Regions from separate parts of the Homo sapiens genome. Here all the other regions are linked to region 1. Evidence: chromatin loops called from intact Hi-C (ENCODE). Cell type or tissue: endothelial cell of umbilical vein. All regions are shown on one strand. Each heading gives the region's core, and the rest is flanking DNA. Links, peaks and the distances in the headings are about the cores only. Region 1 has its middle 9.1 kb from the start of MGST2. Region 2 holds the start of LOC124900781 (a long non-coding RNA gene). Region 3 overlaps MAML3 (mastermind like transcriptional coactivator 3). Region 4 overlaps MAML3 (mastermind like transcriptional coactivator 3). Region 5 has its middle 41 kb from the start of UCP1.

Region 1 (6,193 bases), core at 586-5,585:
GGCAGGAGAATCACTTGAACCCAGGAGGCGGAGGTTGCAGTGAACTGTGATCGTGCCACTGCACTGCAGCCTGGACGACAGAGCCAGACTCCGTCTCAAAAAATAATAATAATAATATAAATGGTGGCCATGTTTCCAGGTTACCACACATGAAACAAAACTTTCTATTCTTTTTTTTTTTTTTTTGCTTTTGTGTTTTAAATCAAATTTGAACCCATAAATTAGGTAACATACTGCATATTGGCAATTAAGCAACAACAAAAACAACTAATACTATTGGTTTGCCTTTTTCATGGAATCATTACAAACTTTTTAAACTGAATAGTACTTTGTATTAGATACTTTAAAACAGGGTCACTGGCGTGAACGTGCCCTGGCTCCTGTAGGCCATGCTCAGAGCTCGACTGTTGAACTTGCTGGGATAGAGCAGCAAGAGACGGGACAGCCTGGAGCCCAGAGGCCTGAGGTGTTCTGGATGAGCCCAGGGCTGCTGAGAAGGCCTCACTCTGATGGGGGCCTCTCATGCCCACCCTGCCAGCTCCCAAATCCAGTCAACAGAAGGCACTGTACTAGGCCCTATGCCAACCACTGGACAGAATTATCTCAACTAATCTGCATAGTCAAACAGTAAAGTGCATATATTATTCCCATTCTTCAGATGGAGAAACTGAGGCTGAGAGGTTAGTGACTGGCCCAGAGTCAGTACAACCCAGTCCTGCTGCCCCAGAGCCTTTACTCTTAACTTTGGCTGCACATTGGAATCATGTGAGGAGGGGTCATTAAAAATTACAGAACTTCAGATTTAATTAGCTCAGGTTCAGCCTAGGCACCTGAACGTTTTAAAGCTTCCCAGGTAATCCTAATGCACAGCCAGGTGGAGAACCACTGTCTTAACCAATGTTTCTCAGCATAGCCCATACCACTGCTACCACACTGGAGGTGACAGAAACACACAGATGTCTGGGCCTCATCCAGGATCCATTATGACACGCCAGCAAAGCACACATGGTCTCATGTAACTTGCACAAAACTCCCAGGAGCCTGTAAATTATTCCCATTTTATAGATAAGGAAACTGAAACTGAGACCTAGAAAGCTTCAAGAGCTTGACAAATCACTCCATTTGACTGCATCCAAAAGAGGGAAGATGGGGCAGGGCTGTTGAGGGGGTGAATAATCTGGTAGGTGCCCAAAGTGAGCATCAGTGGTGCCAGGATAGAGGAGAAAGGGGTGTGGAAGGTTCTGCAGTGGCAGAAGGGAAGAGGTGAGGCTGGGAATAGATGGGACCTGTAGGCCTCACGGGTGCAGCCCAGGAGAAATGCTGGTTTCCACTGGAGGAGTTTACAGTATGCCTGGGTGGAAGAGAGAAGGACAGACAGACATGGGAGGGAAATCTGAGGCTGAGATGGGGCAACAGGCTCTGAGGCACCAGCAAAGGTAAGTGTGGCTGGAGCCGAGTCTCAGCTGATTGGGCCCAGTACTTCCCCGCCCACTGGCTTTGAAGTGCATGGAGACTGGTGATTCTCACATTAGAATCACCAAGGGCGTTTTTGAAATAAACACTGATTTAACTGAAAAATCTCCAGGACTACCAACTACTGCCTCAGAGAACTTACTGAGATTTCTATGCACCAGAGGAGAGTTTACTCTCTTGAAACCTACAGCATATTATGTGATTGGGCTACTTAAAGAAAAAAAGGGGTACCGTGGCTTCACTTGGTGTCTCTCTGGGGCTTAAGGCAAAAGAAAAAGGGCAAGCTACCCCTCTTTTGATGAGAAAACACAAAAGGTTGGTGGATTAAGAACAAACAGTTAAAAGCAGCTCTTATTCACTTTGAAATGTGGTGCTAAACCTGCATCTGGGCTGACACACCAAACAACAGTCATTTCAACACAGCACAATCCTGTTAGAACATGACTCACAAAAACACCGATGTGTCTAGATCGGAGGCCAAGTCACGTCCTGCACAAAAAGAAAGGAAACACAGCAAAACAAGAAACCTACTGGCCCCAAACAGGAAAGCCCTCCTGTGCATGCGGGCCTGTGACTGCATCCTTCAGCTACCTTAGCAAGATGATAAAGAACTTTGAAAACTGCTTGCCTGCTTCTCTTTTCTTTCTTTCTTTCTTTCTTTCTTTCTTTCTTTCTTTCTTTCTTTCTTTCTTTCTTTCTTTCTTCTTCCTCTTCCACTTCTTCCTTTCCTTTCTCCGCCTCTCCCTCCCCTCCTTCTCCTCCCCTTCCTCCCCCTCCCTTCTCCTCCTCCTCTTCCTCCTTCTTCTTTCTTTCTTCTTGTTCTTCCCTCGTTCTTCTTTCTTTTCTTCTTCCCTCCTGCTTGCCCTTAGGGTGTGCCTGGTTCTCACCTTTGCTTCTGGGACTTGGGCAGGATGATATCCTCAGAATTTCAGTTTCTGGCCATTCCCAGACAAACCTGTCTGGGACAGGAATTCCAGACAAAACAGCTTATCCGCCCTTCCACGCCCTCTCCTGCATGAGCCTATTTTTCATTCTCTTCTCAGAGGTCCCACTGGCTGGTCATCTAATTTCATCCCTAATTTGTAGTAGAAGGATTCTAACAGCCACACATTTAGAGCTAGGAGCTGCAGTTTAAGGTGCTCTATCAAAATAACATATTTTGTGAAACCGCTAGGGGGAGTCAATCCAGGGCTGCCAGACCTGCCGGGATAACACCACCAGAGGCAGCTCAGCTTCCAGGCAAGCCACCCTCTGAGGTCCCTGTGATAGCTTACTCCTCCAGGTTTCCAGAAGTCCCTACAGATGCACATCAGTGAAAATGGAACAAGTCAGTTAACACAAACTGTCAAAATCATCTCTAAATAATGTCCTATAAAAATTCAGTTTTTCAGGTATGAACACATTGACCATTTCCAGCAAGCGACCTGTAACAGTCAATTGCTCAAAACCCACAGGTGCTCAAATGTAAAAATACCAGGATTTAACCGTTAGTCCTGATCCACTCAGAGCTAGACGGAAGCCAAACACAGACGCTGCCCCAGAGACGTACATTCCATGGAGAAGGGTCAGAAAAGGACACTTTACGTTTGGCATCCCTGTGGCAAACTGCGAGGGGATAGAGGAGGGGTGAGAAAAGACACAAGGTTTCCACCTGGTGGTGGGGAAATCCCTAGCCAAGGGGATGCCCGTTTTTTGATCAATATTCCGAGGAATTGGATACCACACCTTGGACTTTGATTTGATCCCTTGATGTACCCCTAGCTTTTAAAGTGGCTTGGTTAAAAAAAAAAACAAAAACTTTGCAAAAATTATTTGGAAAGGAGTGGGTCAGAGAGCTGGGCAGTGTCTGAAGAGTTTCTCAAGATCAGGCAGACAGTTTGGTTGGTAAAACATCCGAGAACTGGGTTTTTATTCATACTGGAATGAGGGTACTGCTTTGCAATGAAAGAGAAAAATCTAAAGCAAGGAAAGGGGGCCAGGTGCAGTGGCTCACGCCTGTAATCCCAGCAACTCAGGAAGCTGAGGCAGGAGGATCGCTTGAGTCCAGGAGTTCTAGGCTGCAGTGAGCTATGACTGCACCACTGCACTCCAGCCTGAGCTGCCATCTCAAAAAAAAAAGAAAAGAAAAAAGAAAGAAAGAAAGGAACAAACCAGAAAATAGCAATGCACATAAGGCCGGGCGTGGTGGCTTATGCCTGTAATCTCAGGATTTTGGGAGGGCGAGGCGGGCGGATCACTTGAGGTCAGGAGTTCAAGACCAGCCTGGCCAACATGGTGAAACCCCATTTCCACTAAAAATACAAAAAAATAGCCAGGTGTGATGGCATGCTCCTGTAGTCCCAGCTACTCGGGAGGCTGAGGCAGGAGAATCACTTGAATCTGGGAGGCAGAGGTTGCAGTAAGCCGAGATCGCCCCACTGCACTCCAGCCTGGGAGACGGTGCAAGAATCCTTCTCAAAAAAAAAAGAAAAAAAAAAAGAATGTGCATAAGTTCATTTATTCATTCATTCATCAAATGCATTGAGTACCTACCACATGCCAAGCTCCATACTAAGTGCTGAGACCCAGGAATAAGCAAGACAGACAACAGCCCTGCTCTTACAGTATTTACAGCAGAGTGAGGAGGATGTACATTAACAAGCCATAACCAAAGCGAATTAATTCATGATCAATGTGGGGAGTGCTGTGAGAGGTCCCAACTGCCATACGAATGTATGTCAGGGGGCCTAACCTAGTCTGGGAGGCAAGAAGAGCCTTCGCAAAAGTGACATTTTGGCTGAGGACTGATCCTAAAGTGTTAGCTAGATGAATGGTGCACAGGTGTGTGTGTGTCAGAGGGTGGACTGGAAGGAGAAAGGGGAATATTCCAGGCTGAGAAAGAACAGGAAAAGGCTTGTAGAGGGAAAGGCTATGGCATGGTCAAAGAATCCTGAATGAAGTCCGGTGTGGCTGTTGCTTAGAGACCTGGAAGAGAGTAGTGTCTGCTGTGCCAGGGTTGGCCCACATAGGGTCATGTTAAGTATGCTTACTTCATACCGGCTGTTCTCAACCTGGGATGATTTTGTCCTCAGGGGACATTGGGTGATGCCTGTAGACATTTTACTTATTACAGCTGGGGAGTGAGGTGCTACTGGCACCTAGTGGGTAGAGTCCAGAGATGCTGCTAAATATCTTATGTTGCACAGGGCAGCCCCCACAGCACAGCAAAGAGTTGCCCCGCTCACAATGTCAGTAGTGCTGAGGTTGAGAGACCCTGTTTACAAGGAGGATGTGAAGCCTGTCATGGGTTTTAAGCTGGAAGGTTTTGTGATGAGATTTGTTTCAAAAAGATCACTCTGACACCAGTGTGGACTGATGGGGCAGTATCACTCGTGTAGATACGAATGGATCTGTTAGGAAAGCATATTATGGTCTAGGCAAGAGAAGATGTTGGCCTGGCCTAGGGAAATGTCAGTGTGGATGGAGAAAGAGATTTAAAAGAACAAATCAATTGCATTTCAGGGCAGATGGGTTGTAGAGGGTCCCTTAGCCCATGCTTTCTAGACAAGGCTGGAATGCTGAGGCTTTATTTGGCGGGTGCAGTATCAGGGCAGCAAAAGTGATGGGAGAGCCAAGTATGGCAGATTGGCCAGAAGCAGAGCATGTCCACGTGGGGTGCTGCTTCAGATGCCCTGTGATGAGATGTAGCCAGTCACTGCACAGGCACCCCAGCCAGCCCTCGGGGAATCTCTGGACAGGCTGAGTGGAGAAACTGCACCTCAGCACAATCCACTGAAGGGAGGAAAGGAGAGGGAACTTATTTTCTTTTATTATATATATTTTTTAACTTTTATTTTAAGTTCGGGAGTACATATGCAGGTTTGTTACATACATAAACGTGTGTCACGGGGTTGGTTGTGCAGATTATTTCATTATCCAGGTATTAAGCCTAGTACCCATTTGTTATTTTTCCTGATCCTCTCCCTCCTCCCACCCTCCACCCTCAGAAAGGACCTGGTATGTGTGTTCCCTCCATGTGTCCATGTGTTCTCAGGACTTTGTCTTCTACACCTCATCTCCCATTGGGGCAGTTTCCCCCATGGCAGTTTTTAAACAGAACTGCAAATTCTTTGCCATTTCTCCCGTCTTGAGGTGGGGACACGCAGCAGGAGTGATGCTGGGCAGCTTCTGCTTTATTCACCGGGGCCCTCATGCTTGGAGCCCTCGGCTGCCATGAGAGAAATCAGCTACCCGAAGGGCACCATGTGAGCCCACGTGTAAGGGCTCTGGGTGACAGCTCCAGCTATGGCCCCAGCACGCAGCCCCACCTGCATGGATATACGTTCATATGATTCTAGCCCACAGCTGTGGGGGCACTCCCAGCCATTGTCTCCTCAGCTGAGGCCTCAGACATTGAAGAGCAGAGACATGCCAGTCCTACCGTGCCCTACTGACCCACATAACTCATTAGAGCCTAATTAAATGGTTGTTATAAACCCCTAAACTTTGGGGTACTTTGTCACACCTGAGTAGTCACCAGAACAACCTCATTGCAAGGTAACAACTCAGCTTCCCAGGGTTCATCATTTGGCTCCAGTGATACCACCCCATGCCCTGCAAGTGTGGCACTTCAGACAGGAGCCAGGGACACCAGGAGTATGGCTGGTGGCCCTTAGGTGGCAGGATTGCAGAGGCCCCACCGGAAGTCAGCTGGCCACAGCAGAGCCAAGGTAGAGTGCAT
Region 2 (6,193 bases), core at 372-5,371, 110 kb before region 1:
TGTACCTGTGGAAGATGGCACCATCCCACAAAAGAGAACACACTCAATGTCTGTGCACAGCACTCCCTTATCACCGGGAGATGTTGCTGTTCTTTCCCCGCGTTTCCAGTAGAATGCCCAATAACAACAGCAACCACATCCTCCATCAGGTTTCAGGCTTTTGGGAGTCACAAAGTGCTCTCGCATGCATTAGCTCACTAGATCTGCACAGCAACTTCAGGAGGCCACCAGGGTAATCTCTATTAGCCCCACATCAGGCAAAAGGGCAAGTGAGACTTGGAAAGATGAGACAATGTCCTCGGTCACAGAATGAAAGTTCAGTGGCTCTTGGACCTAATGGCCATTCGGGAAAAGGTCGTAGCCTCCTCTGCCCGGCAACATGCAGGGGCACAGACGTCCCCTTGTCCATGCTGTTTAGCAAGCAGCCTTGCCAGGCATGTGCACAGGAGTAAGTAGGGACCTTTCCAGCCGGGCATTGGTGAGCAGGGCGTGGAGTTGCTGATAAGGGAGTCTAGCAAAAGGATGTTTAAAAATAAATGAGTCTTGCCCATGATGGAAAAGGTTTGCTCGTCAGCAGGATTGCTTGTCAGCAGGACTACAGATCCAGGTATGCAGTGTCTTTTTGCTGCTACCATTTCTGTCTCGTGTTATTAAAAAATAATATATTGATTACTGCTACTTCAGTTTGCTCAGCTTAAGAAAGCTATTTATTTTTGAAAAGTGGCAAAATGAGGAAATGACTTTCACTTGGCATAGCTTCTGACACACTTTTTGGAATCTCAGAGCCTACCCTCTACCCCTTCACCCATTTCTTGTGGGTTGAGAAAAGGAGCATACCAGTTCAGTATTATTTTAGCAACAGAAGCACTTCCACTTTGGCTATTTTTAGCATGTCAGGTGCCCTCTGCCTGCCATGAACTTGGTATATTCAAGTGTTTAATTCAGCGGCCTCTCTCATTTGAAAGGGAGACTGTTCCAGCACTCTGCCCACCATAGCTCCACTTTTACAGCTGCTCGTAAATTTCTGAACATGCAGAGATATCTTTAGCTGTGACTCCAGATATTTCCTGTTGAGCTGCAAGATGCAATCCTGCAAGCACACTGAGGCTAAATATACCCTCTCAGTCCAGGATTCAGCCAAATAAACAGGGGCAGCATCAACATGATTTTTTTAATCCAATGCTGAACAGGATTTTTTAGTTAGATTAATTAAGCAATTCTGTTTATTTTGGCAATTGAAGTCATTTCGGCTCCCCCTGAACCTTTAACACCTAAGCATCATTTTCTCTCCTGATTGAAGAACTGACCAGAAGCCCTGGTGCAGGGAACTCACATGTTTGAATACCGTGTGCCTCTTTAGCTCCGTACTTCTCGTTGCTTAAACAGATGGCCCCCTCAGCAGCCGACTCCGAGCAGCTGCCTTGTTCATTCTCACAGAATCCAGACTCCTCTTCAGCTTTGCCTAGGGCCTTAGTCATTCAAGGGAGAATAAACTCTAGGATTCCCTATCAGGAATGTATCCTTTGGGGACTTGACAAAGGAAAAGAATGTTAAAATCTTTCCAGGTGTAATCCTGTGGCAGGAGGAATCTCCTCTGTAGAGTTAAGTTCTTGTCCACAAGGATGCAGATCTTTCAATCAGACCCTAAAAAGTTAGATTGTCATCCCTGGATAAGTCCCTGGGTTCCTGGAGAAAGTTCTATTCCTCCTGAATCTTTAGGACAAGCAGTATCCACCAAATACCACTGGTCAGTTTCCCTTTAACCAAGATCAGCCAGTTGCAGGCCTTCATAGACCAGGAAGACACTGTGCCAAGAGAAGCCAGAGGAAACAATGTCAGGAAGCCTAACTTTGGCACATAGACACGAAATATGCACACGCACCCCCTCTCCAGCCCTCCTCAGGAAAGAAAGGGGGGCTTTCTTTCCTCCATGGGCTGTGCCTGGCCACACCCCACCAGATTAAAGCCCCGTCAGATGGTTGTTAGGGTCAACGAGGTCTACAGAGAACAGTTTATTCTCAACCATTTCTACCTGCCTTTTATCCAGGGTTCACGGGGGTTAAAGTTTTGGCCATGAGTGTAGCGATGGAGCCTCATGTGACACTTGCATACTTTCTCGAGGAGGCCTGCCTGCAAACATAAGTTTTGTATTCCCATTGAGGAAATCAGTTCCTCGATTCTGTCCTTTGAATATCCTTTTTTGGTTTATGATGCTGAATATTTCTGTAACTCTCTGTAGGTTGGGGGCCTCTTTGGGGACCGTTATCATTTGGCAAACACTATTACTCATCAAAATGTATTAATCAGGGCCAGCCACAAAAGCAAAGGTACTATAAGCAGTGGGCTTGAAAAATCAACAAGACAGGAGAAAAAGAAATGCAAATGAATGATAATCACAATCACTGTCCCTTATTCATGCATGCTAGGGCCAAGTGCTCTAAGCATGCTACATATAGCACCTTAGGAAGCCTCACAAAAACCCTGTGAAGCTGCATCCTTTCTGTTCCCATTCTTCCTTTTTAGTCACCTATTGTGTCCCAGGCGCTGGGCTAGACACGGGGGATATAGTGATGAATTAGATGGACAAGGCCCTGCACTCATGGAACAGAGGACATGCATGGTAATGAAACATACAATTGCACAAATATTTTCTAGAGGCCAGGGACTAGTTAGGATTCTGCAGCTCGAACAAGAGTCCTTCATCCATGCAAGTTTCTGCATGTGGCATAGAAGCTCCTAGAAACCCACACTGGGCTCCCTGGGCTCTCGGTCCATCCAACCTCTCTAGCCTGACTTCTTCCTGTCTCATGCCCTATGCTTCACAATCCAGCAATATAGAACTGCTTGTCCACAGGGCTGTTCTTTACCTTCATTACTTTGCTCATGTTGTCCCTCTTCCTCTAACACATTAACCAATTCCCACACAGCTTCCAGGATCTACTCCCGGAGAAAACTCTCCCTGACTCCCCTTGACCCAGCCAGGCTGGGTTAGTTGAGCTTCTTTTGTGATTCCAGAGTCCCCCGTGCTAATCTCTATCACTGCACTTGCCTCACCGTTTCACAGGCATCTGTTGAGGGGCCTGTTTCTCACTAGCCTAGGTGCTCCCTGGGGATATACTTTGTTCATCTTTTTAGCCCCTGTCAAGTAGCACACTTCCTGACCTGTAGAGGGCCATCAGCGAATACTTGCTGGATGAATATGCATCTGTGCATGAGAATGTGCCTTCTGTGCTCTAGTGGAGAAGGTTAGGAACTGGGGGACTCTGTGTCCTATCTAATCATCATTAATGGGATGAAAGGAAGCCTAGTAAGGTCCAGCAGTAGAGGCTGTAGCTGTTGGAGCAGGGAGGAGGAAGAAGGGGAACAACTGTGAAAACCTCTCCAATTCCCCTAACGCCCCCTCCAGACTCTCTTTGATCACTTGCAGTGGTGGGAAATGAAGCAACCTGTTCCATGGTCCATTCTGTCGAAAAGTTTTCCCTTTTGTTAAACAAACTTGGCTGAAGACTTTTAGAAAGCTGTCCTCTAGGGCCGGGTGTAGCGGCTCATGCCTGTAATCCCAGAACTTTGGGAGGCTGAGGCAGGCAGATCACCTGAGGTCAGGAGTTCAAGACCATCCTGGCCAACATGGTGAAACCCCATCTCTACTAAAAAATACAAAAATTTGCCAGGTGTGGTGATGCGTGCCTGTAATCTCAGCTACTCAGGAGGCTGAAGCAGGAGAATCACTTGAACCCGGGAGGTGGAGGTTGCAGTGAGCCGAGATTGCGCCATTGTACTCCAGCCTGGGCAACATGAGTGAAACTCCATCTCAAAAAAAAAGAAAAAGAAAAGAAAAGAAAGCTGTCCTCTAGAACAACAGAGCAATTTGACTCTCTTTTCTATATAACAATTCCTCAAGTATTTCAAGAGAGTTGTCACGACCATCCTGTACTCATTTTTCTTTCTTAAATGATTCTAGTTGTCCAGCTGTTTCTCACTCTCATGTCACACCATTCTGGATACACTCCAGCCTCTTGGTATCTCTTTCAGAACGTGGTGTCCTGAGCTGAACAATATTCCAGATGGCTTCTGATGGGTATAGAATATAGTAGTACAGTTTCTTTCCTGAATCTGCAGCTTAAGTTCAAATTCACGTGTTTTACAGCCTCATCACTTTGTCAGTTCTTACTGTTCCTTTGGGCAATGAAGCGCCTTGGTGTTCTGTATACAATGAACTCTTGTCTGGCCACATTTAATAATTATAAAGTTATTGAGCGTGTCCTGTGCCCATGAGCCAGGCGCTGTGCTAAACATGGTGCCATCAGTCCCTTTTAATTCTCCCACCTACACTGAGGCTGAGTGAGGTTAAGTAATTTTCCCGAAGTGCTGGGATTACAGCCCAGCAGACTGATTCCAAAGCCCACATTCTATCTATCCCACTTCCCTGCCTCCCATCCTGAACTTGTGTAGCTGGTTTCTTGTTCACCTGAATTCTAGATTTACCTCTGTTAAGTTTGACCTGAGTTTCTGCTCAACTTTCAGCATCTTGGAAACTCCACAGGGAGAATTTAGCTCATCTTTTCAGGTTTGTATCATTGTATCTGCTGCCTTCATCTACATCAGTGACAGTGCCTTATCACTCCCCGTTAGAGAACTCTTTCTAGATTGACACCAATCTGGGTACCAGTAGGACCAGACTTTCAGCCAGCTTCCAAGGAACCTACTCTTGACTTCTATGCACTGTTTTCCATTTTGTCCAAAAGTTGTCATGAGAGAGTTTGCCAAATACCGTGTTGTTGAGAAGTATCACATATGTGGCATTCCCCTACTATAATCAGTTAACAGCAGTACAGAATAATGGGAAAGGTGGCCTCTTTGTTTTACATATTTTCAGAAATCCTGTTTAATCTTTTGTCCTAAAACTTTGCAAGAAATCAATATCATGTTCGCCTTTACCCCCTGTGTGAAAGTGGGCTATTGCCTTGCTTCTCTTCATGGTTCATTCCAGTATTCCATTATTTATTCATTCTCGATATTAACAGTGTTTCCATAACCACAGATGCAAAAAAATATTTTTATCTTAAATCATTTTTCTTTTCCCAAAAATATTAAAATAATGCATACTTCTTATAGAAAAATCAAAATAGGTAAAGAAAGCACAAAACAAGGCTGTCTAACAATCCTAGAGACAGCCTCTAACATCTGCAGTTCTTTTAATAACCTAGAAAGCAATTTGCCTAGGTGCTAAAACAATTTATGGCCAGAACCTAGAGTTGGTCTTCCACACCTAGAGCAGGACTACAGCCTAATAGCAGCTAGAAAAATTGTAAGGGAGAGATGCTGGTTCAAGGTGAGGAGTCAGGCCGGGACCTGGGGCAAGGGCAGGGTGGATGTGGAGGGGTAGGAAGCAGGAGTTCCCTGCCACGTGAGCCCCACAGACACCAGCCTGTTCCAGCAGGTTCATTCTGTTTCTGCTGCATACTTCAGTGTGTTGATATTCAAGGCAGTATATTGGAGTCCCCCATCCCTCTGGATGTTATTTCCCTGGGGGAGTAACCAGACTGCTCTTCTGCTGCGGCTCTTCTCTTTCTGTCATAACTGCTGTGCCCTGTACCATCCAGCTGGAGAGTTTTATCTGGACACATTTCTGTCTTCCCCTCAAATGTCAGTTTGAACATCAGGGATCAGAGGAGAAATCACATGGGCGAGAAGGTTCTTTCTGGGTGACTGTGATTTGTTGGACATCTGTCTCCCAAGTACATGATGTTCATTTTAGAACCAGTCTCTCAACCAATCACTGTGATTTTTCACAGATGGATGGATGGACAAACATCTAACAAAATGTCTTGTAGATTCTCATCAAGAGAGGTTCAGGTGCCACGATGCCCAGAGGTCCCTTCCAGCTCAGTGGTTCTCTGAGTGTGTGATTGATATTTTGGAAACAGGGATATCACTTGGTGTATTTGTCAGTGGCTGGTGATCTTCAGGAAACTTTAGTTTGGTCCAGGAAAAGCCTTGAGGAAGATGTGACTAGTATGGGGGAATTTGGAGAAGAGACAAGCTAGTCATCAGATGACATGGATAAGGTGGAAAAGCCAATTCTGAGACAGTTGTTGCTGGAAAATAAACGGGGACATCAGGAGAGGACCAGAAATGTTTGATAACGTACCGAGCATACTCCTGCAGCCGAACATGGCTGGAGGGGAGGCAG
Region 3 (6,193 bases), core at 522-5,521, 440 kb before region 1:
ATTTACTAAATGCATGATTGCTTGAATGCCATGTGCCAGCTTCTGTTAAGTGCTTGCCAGCTGATATTTCACTTAATCTTCATAAAAAATGATGAAACCTAGTTCCCCATTACACAGATGAAGAAAACAAGGTCTAGAGAAATAATTTGCCCAAGGACGTGCGCATTGTATGTAATAGAGCTCGGATTCAAAAAACCTTTGCCCTTTTGAGCATACTGCGAATATTTTGAGTGAACTACAAATGTTCTTTATCACAATATTGTTTGGGTATAAATAAACACACTTCACATATGCAAAATAGAAGTTCTCCCAGTTTTTGAAAATGTGAGAACTCTTAAGAACTCCCTGGACCGAGCACATAATTAATAGGTGTTCAGTAAATGTTGAATAAATGAACGATAGCTTATTCTCTCTATTCTAATACTTCGTAGTGGAGAAAAACGTGGAGGACTTGAAGGCTTTTAGCTTTTAATAAAAATGCTCTTTTCAAGACAGGTTTCTTAATACAGGCAGGTTGACAAAAATGCCAAGCCAGTCAGTGATAGCTGGTTCATGCCCTCTATCCTATGCCAGTTTGGAAATATTTGGTGGAAACACAGTATTGGAAATATTGTGGTAACTTTTCCCATCTGGTTAAAAGTCTTCACTTCCCTCTTGTCACCACGAAGGAACGTGAGCTTGGAGATGAGGTTGTGAAATTTCCAGTTTTGCAGGTATGGTCAGATAAGTGGCCAAACTTTAGCTTCTTTCCCATCATTCTGTCCACTTAACTCTTTGGTATTATTTATAAAATTAACCTTTTTTTTTTTCTGGCCACTCTTCACCCCGTCTTCCTTCAGTACATTCCTTCTTCAGTATCCGGTTTCAGGAAGATTTTCCCTTTAATACTTCCCAACTTTTTTTTAAATCCCATTTCAAAGCCCCATCTTTTTGAAAAATAACCAGGTAGCTCTCATCCTTCCCTTCTTTGGATTTACTTTGGTTGTACTTGCTGACCCACTACGGAAATGACCATGGGACTGTAACAACTCGAACAAAACCTCGGCTTCGTCTTCTCCTTCTAAGCAGCTCCTGTACACTGAAGGAGCTGAGATGAGGTGGTGAAAGGTGGAGGGAGAGAGGAAAGGAGAGAGAGACTGAGGAGAGTGGGTTATCAAGACCAAAAGAAGATTATCATTTCCCAAGTGGAACCTGCCTTGAAATAGACTCATCTCTTATGCTCTTGCCCTGAATTGAAATCTTAGTCCGTTTGTGTTTTGCATGGATGGGGAGGTGTGGGACATTCTATATTTGGTAGTTTTCTGGCAGATAGTGTTTCCTGTTTCACTGTGTTTTAAAATAAAACTAAATATACAAATGTATTCTCCAGGGTATTGGGCTGTTTTAGGCTGTGCACTCTTGGTGGGCAAGGCCTGTGCCGTGGCTACTTAATAGTTCCATGCTGGATGAAGTTAAGCAATGGCTCATTTGTCAGGTATCTCAGCAGCAAAATTTCCAGATAAATGCAATCTACTTCAGTAAATGCTAAAACTCCTTAAAAAAAATCACCTTGATAGAAATCATCTTAAAATATTCTCTCAACTTCCTTTTCTCTGCAGGTAGAAAATATTGCACAGAATGTAACTCTCTCGGTATCTTGCTCATCATCGTGAGGGTAAATATTGTACCTTTGTGTGATGGTGTCATTAGGGTTTGTTAATATGTGTGGAACTCATTGTCCCTCAACATGAGCCATCCCAAGACTACTATGTACTTTGTGTTCTTTTAAGGTTTGTCAGGGTTCTCTTCTGCACTGCTCCCACGTGTCAGTCCCCAGCAGCCTCTTGCCACCTCGCCTCTTCTCATATTTTACATCAAATAACTTGCTGTGACTGAGGAATGAGATCGCATAGATTATCAAGGTGAATGTTAAGCAAGAATAAATAGGCCCTGAATGCAGACTAGATGACCCCTTCCACAAGTTACCTCTTTAACTTGTGTGTGGACAAGCATGTGAACTTTCGGATACGTATTTCAGCTTCTCAGAAGTGTGTCTGACTGAGGGTCCATGCTGTATTCTGGTTAGTTAAGGTTTCAAGATAAATGAGCTGTCATTCTGTGACTCATCGAGAACTGTTTTAAGCAGCTACACAGCCTTGGAGAATAAAGGATGTCTAATCATCTCCAGTTTCCTGTCCTGGTTGACGTCATTGTCACCGTCATCATCTTCAACTCCATCAAGTTATTAAGTACCCCAAAGTGCGTAAGTTGCTAGACAAAATATGTTCCATAGACACAACCGTTGGTGTCTAGGAGTCTGCCTTCTTTAAATAGGTAGCACCAGAATGGGTCTAAGGCATACTTAGGTATTGATTGCCCTGTGGTAGGTAATAGAGAGCATCAGCTAGTAATCTGAAAGTACAAATGCAATATCCCAATTGCTGAGAACCTGCTGTGTGTAACAGGAGCCCACAGTGTGTAACTGGGTGCTGAGACTACACAGGGAAATATTACCCAGTCCCTGCCCTTTAGGAGCTTGATCCAATGACAGAAATGTGTATGAAGCACTTAGCCCAGTCTGGAGGTGGGGAGTCCGTGAACAAAGTCAGAGTTATTAGCTGGGTGAAGGGGAGGAGGGGCCTTTCTCTGGAGAGGGTGGAGCCTGAACAGGAAGCAGGAAGCTTCCTGTGGCGGGGTAGGAACCAGTGCAGGTCCCTGCTGCAAGGATTGAGTGGGTGACAGTGGAGAGGAACATGGGTTCTCAGATGTTATTGGGGGGCTCGGAGGGTAGGGCAGAGGGACACAGGGCAATGGAGTTAGAATTCTGTGTTAGGCGGCCCCTGGAAAGAAGAGGGGGCAAGAAGGGCAGTGAGGAGGATGGATTTGGGCTTGAACTAGGGCTGTGGTCTTATCTCTAGATTCTGGGGGCTGGATTTGAGAAATGTGTGTGAAATAAAATTTAGAAAGCTTGCAGAGGATGTAGGAGATGAGGAGAGGGGACAGTTAAGCCTGACCCTCAGCCTGGAGCGCAGGGTGTTGTTGCCAATTGGGGGTCAAGTGGGAGAGAAAGATGAAGGATTCAGGTTTGGATATGCAGATTTGACCGTCTGTGGAGATGCTCCAGAAGCAGTGGGGGGTCCAGACGAGGCTCAGTGTGATCTCCAACATGGACAGTGGTGGGCCTACTGATTTGCTCTGTGAAAGTTGGGGAGAGCAGCTGGGATTTCTGGGAATAGATTAGGCAGGAAGGAGAGGTTCTTCCTATTCAGGCAAATTGAATCTGAAAAAAGAGAGCAAAGAAAGATGTGTGGCACCCCAAGGGCAGGTACTCTGTGACGTCCTTTGAGAAGGAGGCGGGGCTCCTGCCTGAGGCAGGGTCAGGGCAGCCCCAAGGCTGTGGGTGGCTGCAGCCTGGCTGCGGAGAGGCACCTCTGCTGCAGTCAGGGGCTTGGATCCGTCCTGCTGATTGGCCTGGGTTTTGCTCTTGGCACTCAGTGGCAAGCGTCCAGACCTCCACTGGGCTGCCACGCACAGCTAGAAGGGTGGGAGAAGAGGAACTGGTCTTTCCATACAGCGTCTTCTGGCTTTGAGACAAAAGAAAAAGAACAGCTTATTGCACACTTCATGACACAGAGAGACAGCTATTGATCAGCTGAGAAACATTACAGACAGACAGACAGGAAAGGAGGAAGGAAGCGGGAAGATGATCAAATAGTTTGTTCAGCTTGAAGCCGCATTTTTACAAACACAAAGAGCCCAGAAGAAGAGAAAGTTACTTTTGTGTGGGTCCTTAATTAGGAAGTTCACGTTGGCCACCGGCTATCTTAGGAACTACTCTCCATTGTTTGAAGTGCTCTGTCTTCATCAGAGATGGGTCAGGGTGATGACTTAAATGAGCGAGAAAGGAGTAAATTGGTTCCAAGTTTAAGGTTTTCTTAATTAGAAGGCCTGAGAGAAGATGAGTGAGGACAAATCCGAGTTTCCCTGTGTGTGGCTGGCCATGGTTGGCGGTCGCAGCATCACAGCGTTGGCCGGCTGCTGCTTAGCTTTATTTTACTTGTGATTTTTCTTTGTTATGCACCGAACAGATTCCCCTCTCTGGTATTCAGTGGGGAGCATATAGCCGGAGGATAGCAATTAGCTATAGCTAGGCCTGCTCCTCTTTGCACAGCTCAAGATGACGTGTACAATTACTTTGGCACCTCACCAGCTCTTTCAGACCTTTTCCATGCATGATGGGAAGACAGGTCCATTCTCTGAGAGTCCCTCACTCCCTCCCCCTCCCAAATTCCCCCTTACCTGGATGAAATCCTGATGTAAATGGACCTTGCCTGCAAATAGAACTGAAGGGACCTGTTACGTCATCAGGCCTGGCAGAGCTCATTGGCAGAGAAGTTAAGAGTTTTATTTTAGACCCAGAGACCAGGCTGTGCAGATCCAGCTAGAACAGGTCTCTTCTGGCTCAGCCTCAGCTGCTGGCCCTCCTGCTGTGGTTACTGGGGCTCCAAAGGATGGAATGTCAGGGGGATCATGCTGCACAGTGAGCAGGACAACCTGACGGCCAGACCGAATGCACTCCAAAGGAAATCTCAGGCTAGGGTAATACAGCCAAGGTGCTGCCTCTACAATCATGGGAGGTTTCAACCTTCTGGGAGAAAAGCCCTAATGCAGCACATGATGGTATAGATTTGATCCAGGAAGGCAGAGTAAACAAACTATTTAAAGACATGAGTCTTGGCTGGGCACGGTGGCTCACGCCTGTAATCCCAGCACTTTGGGCGGCCGAGACGGGCGGATCACGAGATCAGGAGATCGAGACCATCCTGGCTAACACGGTGAAACCCCATCTCTACTAAAAATAAAAAAAAAATTAAAAAAAATTAGCAGGGCGTGGTGGCGGGTGCCTGTAGTCCCAGCTACTTGGGAGGCTGAGGCAGGAGAATGGCATGAACCCGGAAGGCAGAGATTGCAGTGAGCCGAGATAGTGCCACTGCACTCCAGCCTGGGCGACAGAGCGAGACTCTGTCTCAAAAAAAAAAAAAAAAAACAAACAAACATGAGTCTTAGCTTTTGTGGTTAGGATCCACTGAGCAACCAGAAAGGATATCTTTGCAGAACTGAAAAATCTGGACACATGGTCTGGCAAGCTTTTTTTCTGATTTAGTTATAAAAAGTCACATCTGGTTGTGCCTTGAAGAAATTTTTTTAAAAATGAAATTGTGTTACCAAGTATAGAATGTATCACCAGTCTATAATATGGCAATAGAATGCAAATATAATTTTTAGATATTTCAACTCAGGACCGCCTAAGAAAATTCATATGTTCCTCACACTTTGGGGCCAAGTTATAGATGGGTGAACAACATCGTGCCTGGAAATCTGCTCGCATAAAAGAGCAGCGAGACCTATAAAGTTTTCCTGTCTTCACATTTGTAGGCTAGCCCTGGGTGGATTTCACAATAATACAGTGCAGGAATCCTTGCCACTTCCTCTACTTGTCTCTTGTCTGCTGTCACACTAAGCTGCTAAAGTTTCTGTTGCTTTAATATCACCATCCTTATTATTGACTTGGTACTTAGGGCTCAAATTTTTCTTTTTGGTTGCCTCAGTGTACAGCCAGGCACAGCACAAAACTGGAGTGTGGTCAGGTAGTTTTGGGTCCCTTCTGGAGCTGTTTTGGGAGCCTCTGCGATAGGAGAATACCTTCCAAGCTCCCACAGAGCAGCAGGGAATGAGGTGTGGGCTCCACCCGCCTCTGGAAGCCAGTCGGCTCTCCTCCCGGTGTTTTCTGTTCTGCTGTCGACTGGGCCTGGCCCCTGATGGCACACATTGAAACGCAAATGACAGCAGTAATTGGCTGAGAGATAAACCACGATGAGTGAGTGAGCAGTGCGGCGGGGAGTTAAGTGGCTAAGTGACAATTACTGCTCTGCAGCCTCCGGGATCAGGAGCGGCCGCGCCGTTTGTTCTCGGTTTTAAAGGAGCAATAGCACATTAATTGGAGGAGGGCTTCTCGGTTAACATGCCTCACCCGGCTTCTCATCTGATGCTGCTTTGAGGAGTAGGAGTAGGTGAAGGATTGCCTTGTTGATGATCTTCCCCCAGTCCCACTCCCCCTTTTGGATTAGAATTTTGGAAACCGGTGTCCTTGATTCTGGTAGAATGATAGTTGGTTTACCTTGAAGATTTTCTGAAAGTTTCCTTGCAGGAGGAA
Region 4 (6,193 bases), core at 667-5,666, 73 kb before region 1:
AAAATAGCGTTCTAGTTCTGCTAGTTCTGTGTCTTCCATTCATTGATTGTGTGACCTAAGCTACTGCACGAACAAACCAGAGCTTCTTGGGTGATTGTTTCTAGGGTAAGAGGAGTAGCGTTTTGGTTTGGTTTGGCTTTTGTTTGCTTTGCTGTTTTGTTTTGTTTGGAGGGAAGAAGAGCAACTGAAGATGCAGTTGAAGTCAGTCATAGTGGAGAGGGAAGCCTGCATGGTTCTACAGCACACCACAGAAGGAAGGGAGGAACACAAGCCCAAGCCATAGGGAATCAAATCCAGGACGGTCTCTCTAGGAGAGACAGAGAGAAACTTCACCTATTTGCTTTGAGAAAAAACTGCCAATATGTTTAACGGTATCTGCATTGGAAAGGCAATAAAGTAAAAAGAAGAAAAATGTTAAAATCCAATTTGGATTTAAAAATTTTTAAATGACAGAGTTATTCACATTTGCTTCTTGCTATTTAGGTCTCATAATAGTGCTTCACAAAATGACTGTGAATGTCCTTATATGTGTGCCCATTTAATCTGTGTCAACTCCTCCATTTCACATTAATTACTTGAAACTTCAGTGAGGTAGAAGGAATTTCTGCAGAATGTTCAGAACATACTTGCCACTGCTAGGTAGTCTTGGTAGAAAAAATAGGAAAGGAAGTGTCTAGAAATTGAATCTGGGCCACACACCTTTTCTTCCCATTCACTGTTTTCCCCTAATAGTCTACACTGTCCAGCTCAGAGCATAAACTTCGCCTTTGAGCACATTCTCCATGTAGTCACCTGGGCTGTGTGGAATTAGGTCTTTACCACTTGACCTCCTCTTCCCTAAGGACCAGTCCTTAAAAGTTGCCATCATTCGACTGGCTGACATATAATTATAGAATCAAGAGACCCAATCCAACACCCCATGTTTAAATTATCCCAGACATAGAAGACTCAATTCTTTTTTTTTGAGAAAGAGTCTCACTCTGTCGCCCAGGCTGGAAAGCAGTGGCGCGACCTCGGCTCACTGCAACCTCCGCCTCCCGGGTTCAAGCAATTCTCTGCCTTAGCTTCCCGAGTAGCTGGGATTACAGGTGCCCACCACCATGTCTGGCTAATTTTTTTTTTTTTTTTTTTTTTTTTTTTTTTTTAGTAGAGACAGGGTTTCACCATCTTGGCCAAGCTGGTCTCGAACTGACCTCGTGATCCACCCAAAGTACTGGGCCTCCCAAAGTACTGGGATTACAGGCGTGAGACACCGCGCCCGGCCGACTCAATTCTATTTTTAAAAATATTAGGAGATTACATAGCTTTGATCGGTGTAAAACATTCCCAGTTCTCACCATCAACAACTCTGGCCAGGAGGATTTTTCTTTCTGACATATATCTAAGCTCTCAAATGTTGCAACTCGTTAGAATTCCATCAAATATCAGATCTGTTGATTAACAAATTCCTGCAGTTTTCTGCAAATGTCCCTCCTACTTGCAAAGAAGACGTCCATTTTGGCCAAGTAGACAGTAAGAAATAAGGATTAACAGGTGAGGTCAGGATGTGTCTCGTGTTCCAGACTTTAGGTGAGCTCAGCCTGAGGGCTTATTCCCTTTCCTTGGAGGAACACAGGATGTTAGTTGAAAATCCAGTCTATATGCAATAGTCAGTCCCATCCGAAACAGACTGGACTTGGCCTTGGACTTCCCAGAGCCATGCTCTCTTACTGTCCCTTGTGGCCTCTCTCATTCTACTCAGGTAAGGTCGGGTTTGAAGCTACGTTTATGGAAATGCAATGCGTGCCACTCAAAAACCCTCCAGTCCATAAGCTGGGACTTCTGCCCCGTTCCCTTTTTCCAGGGGCTTCCCTTCAAACAGCAGTGAGTCTCTATGGGGAATCCCTGCATCTCCCTCTCTCTTGTCTTCCCAGGAGCAGCATCCAGTTGGACTTCCCCGAACCACAGGCCCCATGCAGTCCTCCGTGCCCCCAGGCTCAGGTGGCATGGTCTCAGGAGCCAGTCCCGCAGGCCCCGGCTTCCTGGGCAGCCAGCCCCAAGCAGCCATCATGAAGCAGATGCTCATTGATCAGCGGGCCCAGTTGATAGAGCAGCAGAAGCAACAGTTCCTGCGGGAGCAAAGGCAGCAGCAGCAGCAGCAGCAGCAGCAGATTTTGGCGGAACAGGTAACATGCCCCTTGGCGTGATTCATTCATTCATTCAGCAAGCACTTATTCAGCACCTGCCTGCTGCCTGTGAGGAAGTGGCAGTTCACATCCTCCATCAAGATGCTCACGGTCTAGCATTTCCCAGGATCACAAGAGAACCTGAAGAATTTAGACCTTTCAATTAGTTAGGGTTTTTCCTATAATGAATTAATTTGTTCTTAAAAGACAGGCTCCAGCCATCAATTTGAAGGCCTGTGTGCCAGAGACATTTCTTTGATTCAAGTCTGACTCCTTTCCTTCTGATTTCTGGTACAGGGGTCTGTGTAATCAGCACATGGCGGGGACTGTCTCACATGCTCCATAAGCCGTAATATTTCTAGCTTGAAGAAAAAAATAATAATTCAGAGAACTCTGTTTCTTAGAGGAAATTGACAGGAAGAGGAATTGAGAAGAATTCTATAGAATGGGTAATGAACAATGGATCAGGAACAATAGCAGAATAATAAGGCCTGCAGAACTACCTGGAAACCTGAACTCTGGGTCACACACAGGGTGCAAACTTAAGAAAACTCCCCACAGCTTTTAAAACAGCTCAGGAAATCTGTGAGTTAAAGGAAAGCCTAACACAAATACAGCTTTACCTTAAGCATCTTTGTCCACCCTCGCCCTATAATTCCTCAGCTTTGAGAGAAAGCCTTCCCTGCAGACTGCTACTGTAGATTTCAATTTGTTTTGTTTTTAGAGATGCCCATACCTGACTTAGCATTATCCTAGGGAAAGGCCTGAGGCTGTCCACAAGAGATCCCCAGGCGGCTTCTGTGAGGGTCTGCACAGAGAATCTTGCACAGCAGGCTCTTTCTTATAGGAGGTGTGAGGTTGTCATATAAAGCTGAAGGCCCAACATAAGTCTGCCTCACAGTTATCCTTCTAGAATATTCCTGATAGGGTCAGAATTTTATGAATTTTTTCTTAAAGAAATAGAGACGGGGTCGCACTATGTTGACCAGGCTGGTCTCGAACTTCTGGCCTCAAGCGATCCTCCCATCTCAGCCTCCCAAAGTGCTAGGATTACAGATGTGAGCCACCACGCCCTGCCAGAATTTTGCAAATTTACTAAGCATCCACCACCGTGTATCCTGTGTAGGACACGGGCCCATGGAGGTCCCTATTAACCAAGAATAGCAGTTCAAAGTAACACCAGGCATCCCCCAAAGAGAAAAATTGTACTGCTGAGCACAGTTCACTTATGTTCCCTTTTTTTTTTTTTTTTTTTTTTTGCTTTTGTTCCTGAACAGCTGTGTAATTATCTCCCTTTTTACCAAGGTCAGTCAGCCGCCTGGCAGCTATTGTACAAACAAACCTCTATCCCTCTCACCTACATAAGGTGTGCGACAAGGAGCCATGCTAATCTCTCTCAGGCAGTGACAAATGGAGCTGCCGAGGGCAGCTGGGCTCTGTAAATCCTCTCCTCAGCCAATCCCAGGAAATCTCAGGTGTGCCTGATGTTTTGAGTGATGGCTTTTGATATGTGTGCTGTGACCAAAGACACAAAGAAGGCCCAGGGCAAGCAGGCAGAGCTCAGCTGTGCAGCCCAAGGGTGTTCCCACACGGTGAGGCCAGCCCGACCCTGGGGAGCACAGGGTGTGGGAAGAGTGTGAGAAGAGACACGTCAAGATGATGCCCCCAGACAAGGAGGTGAGAGGTCAGGGGAGACCCCTCAGAATCCAGAGCATGGAGAGAGCTGGGGCTTCTTGGGAAAGACAAGGGAAATGGGAAGCCGTGACCTGTGGATCATTCCGTAGCAACTGTGTGTACCAAAAGATGATGAGGGATGAGGGGAGGATCACTTTCCTCAGGGCCAAGATTTGTCCGTTCTTTTGCATGTGATGTGATTTTGGAAAAACCACTAACTTCCCTCTTCATCTGCCAGATTAGGTTTTAATAATTTCCCAGCCCACCTCATGTAGCTGCTTTAAGGATCACATAAGATCATGTGTATAAAATGTTTTGGAAGCTGTATGTGCTGCACACATGTATGTGGGGGCCTGTCACGTGGCCCTGGTGTCAGCGAATGTCATGTGAGAGCTGCAGCCACATGGCCCAGCCAGGTCAGTGGAGCGTCTTGCCTGTACCTGAGGAGGGTGCAGATTTAGTGCAGGTTGTCCAAGTGCAGGTCTACAAGGAGTAAGTGCTCAACTTTTTTTTGTTTGTTTTGTTTTGAGACAGGGTCTCACTTTGTCACCCAGGCTGGAGTGCAGTGGCATGATCTCGGCTCACTACAACCTCTGCCTGATGAGCTCAAGCAATCTTCCCACCTCAGCCTCCAGAATAGCTGGGACCACAGGCAAACACCATCACGCCTGGCTAATTTTTGTATTTTAGTAGAGATGGGGTTTCACCATGTTGGCCAGGCTGGTCTCGAACTCCTGGGCTCAAGCAATCTGCCTGCCTCGGCCTCCCAAAGTGCTGGGGTTACAGGTGTGAGCCACGGCACCCGGCCAGCTCTCAGTTTTTCGTTTTGAGAGTGAATACTGCCAGATCAACACCAATCTTGGTTGCTGCAGCATTGAAAGTGTCCTCACACTTTGGATTTTGGAAACAGATTTTGGGTTTCCTGAAAGGACATGTGAGGGAAAACAGAAGGATTTGGGATCTTACATATTTTGGGAAACTTTAAAATGATTCTCAGTAGACTTGGCAATCAGAGCAGTGCAGGTTGAAAGTAGGCATGAATTCACATTTAATGCCGTATTCTCCAAAAGTTCAAAGCACATAACCTCTCATCCATTCACAAAGGTTAGACAGAACTTAGAAACATTCTACATCATGAAGTCCCATCATTTTACAAATGAGGAACTGAGGTTATGTGGGGAAACTGAGCTTATGTGATTTATATGAGATCACAGAGCTAGAGAGAGACAGAGCCAGGATGGAACTGAGGACTCCTGATTCCTGACTCCAGGATACACCCTCAGTCCCCCACAGGCTGCCAGGGGCTCATTCCTAGTCGTAAGTGGGACAGTTAAATTCTTATATTATATGGGAAGTTTGACTGAGGAGAAGCTGTTAAATGCTCAGCTTACTCTCAGTAATGCCCTTCTATTGCTGCCTAAAAGATTTGTGTGGTTTCTTGTCTACACTTTAATGGTCTACACAATCAATTAATTTCAACAGTTTTCTGTAGAACATTATGGTAGGAACCATGGGATGGGGTCAACGAGTCAGAGGCTGTTTTTTCTTTGGTTGCCAGAATACTGGCTGGCCTTGTAGAGAAAGAGAAAAAGAAAAGAAAATTATAGAGCAGCCCAGGAACAAACACAAGAGAAAAAATTGAAATAAACACAGGCGTTAAGAGGTGGTCAGTGTGTGTTATTTTTATAATGAACACTCTAAAGAACAGGGACCTTGTTGTATATTCTTTATAGCCCTTGCAGATGAAAGGTGCTTAATGAATATTCAGCAGCTGCAGGGAGCAGGTTAAACAACATCCCCAAGGTCACGCAAGCTACTTGACGGCAGACCTAGAACTGAAACCTCTTTCTCTGCTCTTTCTACATCACTCTTATTTTCTTTCCCTTTGCACATACAGCATGATAATGATAATAGCCTTCCCAGCATATTGGTAGCAACACTAGCAGTGCAGCATCCCCGTGAGTGGAAGAAGAAAGACTAATATGCAGGCCTCCTGGTCTGCTGGTATATGTGGAATCCCACATGGTTTCCTCAAAGCAGTAAATGCTGAATAGTTTACATGTAGAGATGTATTTTACAGGCAGTGTGGCTTCATGGGAATAAGATTAGCCTTTTTTGTATAACTCCTGAGGATGTCATCTTCCTATGCCCAAAGCATCCACTTAGGTCATTAAAAAGCAGTTGCTTGTCCCTTTCAACTCAGTCCCCACAGCCTAAGGAAAGCATGCAGGCTGATGTTGGGCAGTCCATGTCAAAACCCCTTCCCTCAGCACGCATTCCTCATGAGCCAGCAAGTCCACACATCAGAAATACATACAGATGTTCACCAAAGGCATGTACAGGAATGTTCATAG
Region 5 (6,193 bases), core at 563-5,562, 950 kb before region 1:
CAGTTATTCTTTTAAACTATCGCTTATGTGATCTTTTGAAAACTTTAATGTAATCATGTTTTCCTCTGTTTTAAGCCTCTCACCATCCCACCTTCCTACAGGATAATAGACAAGCATATATGAAAGTTTATGATCAGTCACTACCTATGTATATACTATTTCTCAACATTGGTTGGTATCCTAACAGGTAAAGGACCAAAAATATCCAAGGTATTAGAGTATATTCATTTTCCCCTTTTGGTTCATATTTTACAGCATCCTTTGTCATGCTGTCAAATTCTATGAGCCAGGTGCAATATTTCAATCCCTCCTTCAATTCCTGCTGCAAATTTAGACCTAAGAGTAGGAAATGGGGAAGAGTATTTACTTTTGAAGTTTCAAAAGTGAAAGAAAGTTTGGTATAAACCAAGAAGTGATCAGTATGAAATTTCAAAGGACAAAAATGAAACCCTAGCAGCAGAATTTGGATAATATAACTCTATAATTTGTATTGAATTGTGCAGTATTTTCAGTGTAATGCAACACAATATCTCTTCTCACTGTGAGAAATAAAGAACTGTACTTAATAATGAGGAAGTAAATAAGGAAGTAATACTTGAACTTGCCAGATCCTTCTTAAATGCTCATGTAAACTGAGAAGATATTTGGAAGAGTCTATGAAAAGATAAAAACGCAAAATATTTTGAGATAGGGCACTGGGTTGTTTCAACAGCTTGTCTCATAAACAAGAGAATTTGTAAATAGCTGCTGCTATGGAGTTAACCTGGGTATATTGATTTTCTAAAAGACTTAAGCAACCTATGAAATTATAAACTTTTTTGAAAATGAGTAAGATGAAATAGCTTTAATAGTATACATGGGTTAACATGAATATTTCAGAATCTTCTTTGGAATTGTATCTTTGCTCCAAATGGGAAGGGGCAAAAAATACCATTTTAGAGCAAAACTGTCTCTTGGGTGGCTTGCCCATGTCCAGGTGTTTGCTGTGAAGAGACACAGTAGTTGGAATCCTCAGCCTACACCGTCACTCCCTGCAACTCTCACCACCTGGTTCACCATGGCTCACTCTAGGGGCCCTGAGTACACATGCTGAGTCAGGCAATGATGAAGCCACGAGGCCAGAAAAAGATTCTGACTATCTGGGAAATTACAGAGCCATTCATTTCTCCAGCACAATGTTTACCCATGTGTTGAGATTTCTTGGAAATAAAAAAAAAGACAATTGATGAAGGACTTGTCACTGGGCTTAGCCTTGCCGCTATGCTAAATTTAAACTCTCTTTGTCTTATAGTAGAGAAGTTTCCTTTGAAATATCGTTCATCTGTATGAATATCACATAATAGTGTTTATTTTTGCTTACTTTTTTCCATACGAGTAATACACAGACACAGCAAAATGAATTCCCAGATTGACCAATAAGAAGTGAGGCAGAAAGAAAGTCTTCCTTTATTAACTTCTGTACTCCTACTTCTCTCCTTGGAGGTAAGTATTATTAATAGATTGAATTTCATTTGTTCTAGAAATTTCTATATGTGTCTACATACACATACGCGTTTTTTGTGTTTTGTGTGTGTGTGTGTGTGTGTGTGTGTGTGTGTGTGTGTGTGTGTGTGTGGTGTTTTTTTTTTTTTTTTTTTGAGACAGAGTCTCACTCTGTCGCCCAGGCTGGAGTGCAGTGGCGCGATCTTGGCTCACTGCAATCTTTGCCTCCCAGGTTCATGCCATTCTCACCTCAGCCTCCCGAGTAGCTGAGACTACAGGCGCCCGCCACCACGCCTGGCTAATTTTTTATATTTTTTAGTAGAGACAGGGTTTCACCGTGTTAGCCAGGATGGTCTCGATCTCCTGACCTTGTGATCCACCCGCCTCGGCCTCCCAAAGTGCTGGGATTACAGGCATGAGCCACCACATCTGGCCACATACACGATTTTAAAACATACACACAAAAATTGAATCAAACTAAAACTTATTCCGTGATTTCATGTTTCACCTGAGGGTCATGGAGATTTTTTCCATAGGTGTATATGGAGTTCTGTCTCATTTATGTTAATGTCAGCACAGTATTCCATGAAAAGGAAATGTTCCGTAATTTATTTAGTTACACCTATGCTGCCCCACCCTCTGTCTCAGTTGATGGACTTTTACTTATATGTAGGCTTTTCTTATCATAAACATTGTGGCAAGGAATATTACTGTAAAGAGATCTGTGACATATATAAGAATATCTTTTGGGGATAGGATTGAAAAGGTAAACTTGCTGGATCAAAGCATATGTCCATTTAAAGTCATGACAGATCCTGTCAAATTGCCTTCAAAAGTCCTTCACTTGTTTACATTCCCATCAACAGCTAGTGCTCCCTTCTTACATACCTTCAGCAACATTTGAAATTAACACTCTTTCTATTTTTGCTAATCTGATGGATAAAAGATGATATTTCATTTTAATTCAAATTCCTTTCACAGTGAAGCAGTTGAATTTTTTAAATCGATACATAATATTTTACACATTTATGGGCTACTTTAAACAATGTTTATTGCTCCTTTAGGTTCTTTTGAATTTGCCTTCTAACTTTTGGTGTCTTGCATTATATGACAGTGTGCATGTTTTATGAAATCAAATCTGTTACACTTTTTACACATGACTTCTGTGCTTTGTTTCTCCAGTTCTTAAATGCCATTCACTATGACAACAACGAGAGAATAAAATGAAAGAGAAAGAGGGGGTTATTAAGCAGAAGGAATTGCTCCACGCTCACTGAAGGCCAGTGGCTTTCCAAAGAGCTGGGGAGATGCATTTTTCCATGGGGCCTTAACAGCCACTTGTATCTGTCACAGAGCAGGCCCAAGCCAGAGCATCTAGTTACACCCATTCAAATGCATCCCACATAACCTCATTAATATCTATTCTATTTTATCCCACTAGGGGGTAATGTTGGGCTAAAGACCATTCCTGGTGACTAAATTTGAAGCCAGCGTTCAACATGTTCTGATTGAAGTTTTATTTCTGTGGTCAAAACTAAAAGGATCCATTCCTCCCTTAATGCTAGAGACACTTAGGAAAAAAAAAAGAGAGAAGAGCTTTGAATTCAAGTGTAACTGAAATGATATTATCAAGAAGAGCTTGACAAAAGCTTCTGCTCCAGACAGCACTCAGCAGAGACAATGGATTATTCTATTACAGACACAGGAAGCCACGGACAAAAAGAGGAAAAGATTCAATGGAAGAGAGATGATGTCCTTCATGATGCAAACATCACCTAACATTAAATATTTCCACAGGATTTTATTTCTGCTTAAAATCTAATTTCCTCTTGGGTTCATGGCCTTAAGCTGGCAAAATCCCCTCCTAAAACACTGCCAACGTCATATTCCTGCAGTGCCAGTGTCTCATGGGTCACAGAGCCCTCCTCCATGGCCTGCCTAACTGGCACTCTTCCATCAGAGCGCCAGCCTGTGGGAACAGGTGACTCCCCAGTGGCCTCACTCACAAAGCTCATGGAGAAACACAATGGGTGGAGGCCATTTTTTTTTTCTCTGCCCCCTCTACAATCACGTACAAAAGCACCTTCTAGGATCACCCTTCAAACTTCCAAAGATCTCCCCCTCTCCAAGGGCACTCAGTGTCATGGTACACTTTTAATTTTCTCTGCAAAGGAGGCAAACTCAATTCCTCTTTTAACAGCTCCCTTAAAAATATTAAAGATCTGAATAAAGAAACTTAAAGGTCAAAATGATCCAAATTAAATGAGACAATTGTTTAAGGATTCAAGGGTGTTACTTTTTTTTCTTCTTTTCTTTTCTTTTTTTTTTTTGAGACAGAGCCTTGCTCTGCTGCCAGGCTGGAGTGCAGTGACATGATCTCAGCTCACTGCAATCTCCACCTCCCGGGTTCAATTAGTTCTCCTGCCTCAGCCTCCAGAGTAGCTGAGACTATAGGTGCGTGCCACCATGCCTGGCTAATTGTTTTTATTATTATTATTTTTAGTAGAGACTGGGTTTCACCGTGTTAGCCATGATGGTCTTGGTCTCCTGACCTCGTGATCCGCCCGCCTCGGCCTCCCAGAGTGCTGGGATTACAGGCATGAGCCACCGCACCCAGCCAAGGGCATTACTTTTAAAACAATACAGCCTGGACCTTGTCAGAAAGATGGAAGCAGGGTGGGCCTTCCAGTATTCCACTAAGAAGCTCACAGACAACACCACCAGCACACAAAGTAGGATAATTTTCTTTCCTAGATTTGGTGAGACAAAGAGGAAGAGAGAGAGAGAGAGAGAACTGTACACATGTGGGAGAAAGACATAAAGAGCTCACTAAGTAAAAGAGCTAGGCTGAATTTCAAGAACATCCAGAGTAAAGGAGGCCAGCCCCCTTAGAGATTTTCACATTCTGTTTCTTTTCTTTTCCTTTTTTTTAAGAGATGGGGTCGTGCTATGTTGTTCAGGATGGTCTTGAACTCTCAGTCTCCCAGGTAGCTTGGATTATAGGTGTGAGCCACAGCACCCAGCTACGCATTCCATATCTTTTTTTTTTTTTTTTTTAGACGGAGTTCCACTCTTGTTGCCCAGGCTGGAGTGTAGTGTCATGATTTTGGCTCACTGCGACCTCTGCCTCCCGGGTTCAGGCAATTCTTCTGCCTCAGTTTCCGAGTATCTGAGTTTACAGGTGTCCCCCACCACATTTTTTAGCAGAGATGGGGTTTCACCATGTTAGCCAGGCTGGTCTTGAACTCCTGACCTCAAGTGATCCACCTGCCTTGGCCTCCCAAATTGCTGAGATTACAGGCGTAAGCCACCGTGCCCAGCCTACACATTCTATTTCTGACTGTCACCTTTAGCTCTGACTGACCCCAAGGTATTGAGAGGAGCAACAGGGCCAAGCTACCTGAACCAGGCGTCAGCAGGTAACACAGTCACTTGTCTACACTTCCATGGATATTTTCTACGGTTTTCCTTCCCCATCTACAGACGGACAGTTTGGAAATGGGAAGACATACTATGCCCAGTTTAAAGTCTGTAATTTGAGAGCCTGGGGATGGGGTAGAAAGGGAAGAGTAGCAAAAGAGTCAGCAAAGCGGAGCACAGATCACTGGAGCCCTCTCCTGGGAATAAATGTTCCCTCCCCACACACATCTCTGTCCTTCCTAAATGGACTCCCATCTCTATCTTTTTCCCTCCCTCCTCACTAACTGCAGCTGCCAATTTGAAAGTCTTGTGAGTCAAAAAAAACAAGCCTGGAGATTTCTGTGAGCTCTCTGATTCCCAAGAAGAGGAAAGGAAGAAAATTAGTAAAATGGCTTAGTGAAGCTAAGCCTGTGGGCAGACTACCCTGAGTTACCTGTTCTTCACTCTGCCTGTATTTTTCAATATCTATTTATAATACTGCCTGAAATGCCACTAGGCAGAGCAATTTGGGTTTAGTACTGTCCTCAGACGTGGGCAGTTGGTGTCCTGCCTTGGGCCTCAGGCTTTAGTGGGCTCTGCCTTGTCCAGCCACTCTGACTATGCTGCCCCCACCACGCACTGCTCTGGAAGGACCAAGGAGACTGATGTCAGGGGGACTGTGCCAGTCACCTTGTCCAGACCACACTCTGGTAACCAGAATCCCATTACCCTGCCCAAACAGCTCTGAGTCCCTCCTAGGACCTGCCCAGTCTTCTCCTCATGCTCGTGAGAGCAGAGCCATGTACCTAGGCATGGCACCCTGGGCAGAAGGGTGCCTAGGAGTTCCCTGTTGGGAGGATTGTTTACAGACCCTCTATATATAAGCTGGGGTGTCACATCCACATGCACAACGCCATCCACAGTGAGATAAAAAATGGTGGGGGGTGGGCCTAGGGCCTCCATGTGTACTCTTCCCCGACCCAAACATGCTTTGGGTAGGCCAGCTTGGGTTAGCAATATTTCTTTTAAAAGGGACTACAATACTAACTCATTAGTATGAAATCAGTTTACAAACTCACCATTGGACTCTACCACTATACAAAATGTCAGCAAAAAAAGTCAAACTCTGTAAAATATTTGAAGAGGTTTATTCTGAGCCAAATATGAGTGAGCAATACCCATGACACAGCCCTCAGGAGTCCTGAGAACATGCGCCCAAGGGGGTCAGGCTACAGGTTGGTTTTATGTAATTTAGGAAGATATAAGCTATCAGTCAATACATGTTAAGATGTGTATTGGTTCAGTCTGGAAA

Evidence for each region. Peaks named below come from ENCODE experiments on the same cell type or tissue, not always from the same donor. Only the 100,000 strongest peaks of a DNase experiment are listed, where the experiment ranks them.
Region 2: it touches region 1 in a loop (3-fold over the local background); 4 of 110 quality-filtered maps call a loop at or near these places.
Region 3: a loop joins it to region 1, with 4 times the contacts of the local background. A loop is called at or near these places in 2 of 110 quality-filtered maps.
Region 4: a loop joins it to region 1, with 8 times the contacts of the local background. A loop is called at or near these places in 16 of 110 quality-filtered maps.
Region 5: a loop joins it to region 1, with 6 times the contacts of the local background. A loop is called at or near these places in 8 of 110 quality-filtered maps.

Annotation. Positions count from the first base shown.
Region 1 is chr4:139,653,654-139,659,846 of GRCh38, reverse strand. No RefSeq gene overlaps it. Among named protein-coding and RNA genes, the nearest start is that of MGST2, 9.1 kb to the left of the region's middle. In endothelial cell of umbilical vein, for the core only: CTCF peaks have their summits at 2,665 (motif pointing right) and 4,614 (motif pointing left); DNase peaks (open chromatin) are centred at 1,946, 2,656 and 4,526; H3K27ac peaks cover 1,833 bases.
Region 2 is chr4:139,758,596-139,764,788 of GRCh38, reverse strand. All of the region lies in intron 2 of MAML3 (mastermind like transcriptional coactivator 3), which reads left to right. It overlaps LOC124900781 (a long non-coding RNA gene), which reads right to left and starts at 1,733. Exons shown (of 2, transcript XR_007058276.1): 1 at 6-1,733. In endothelial cell of umbilical vein, for the core only: a CTCF peak has its summit at 3,144 (motif pointing right); DNase peaks (open chromatin) are centred at 978 and 1,838; H3K4me3 peaks cover 170 bases; H3K27ac peaks cover 2,062 bases.
Region 3 is chr4:140,092,250-140,098,442 of GRCh38, reverse strand. All of the region lies in intron 1 of MAML3 (mastermind like transcriptional coactivator 3), which reads left to right. Among named protein-coding and RNA genes, the nearest start is that of MAML3-AS1, 33 kb to the left of the region's middle. RefSeq lists enhancers at 3,359-3,408, 5,368-6,193. In endothelial cell of umbilical vein, for the core only: no CTCF peak of the experiment used is centred there; DNase peaks (open chromatin) are centred at 2,172, 2,582, 3,542 and 4,152; H3K27ac peaks cover 4,800 bases.
Region 4 is chr4:139,726,388-139,732,580 of GRCh38, reverse strand. It overlaps MAML3 (mastermind like transcriptional coactivator 3), which reads left to right. Exons shown (of 5, transcript NM_018717.5): 3 at 1,914-2,165. It also overlaps a transcript of MGST2 not described here. Among named protein-coding and RNA genes, the nearest start is that of MGST2, 64 kb to the right of the region's middle. In endothelial cell of umbilical vein, for the core only: no CTCF peak of the experiment used is centred there; no DNase peak of the experiment used is centred there.
Region 5 is chr4:140,606,945-140,613,137 of GRCh38, reverse strand. No RefSeq gene overlaps it. Among named protein-coding and RNA genes, the nearest start is that of UCP1, 41 kb to the right of the region's middle. In endothelial cell of umbilical vein, for the core only: a CTCF peak has its summit at 2,918 (motif pointing right); a DNase peak (open chromatin) is centred at 2,957.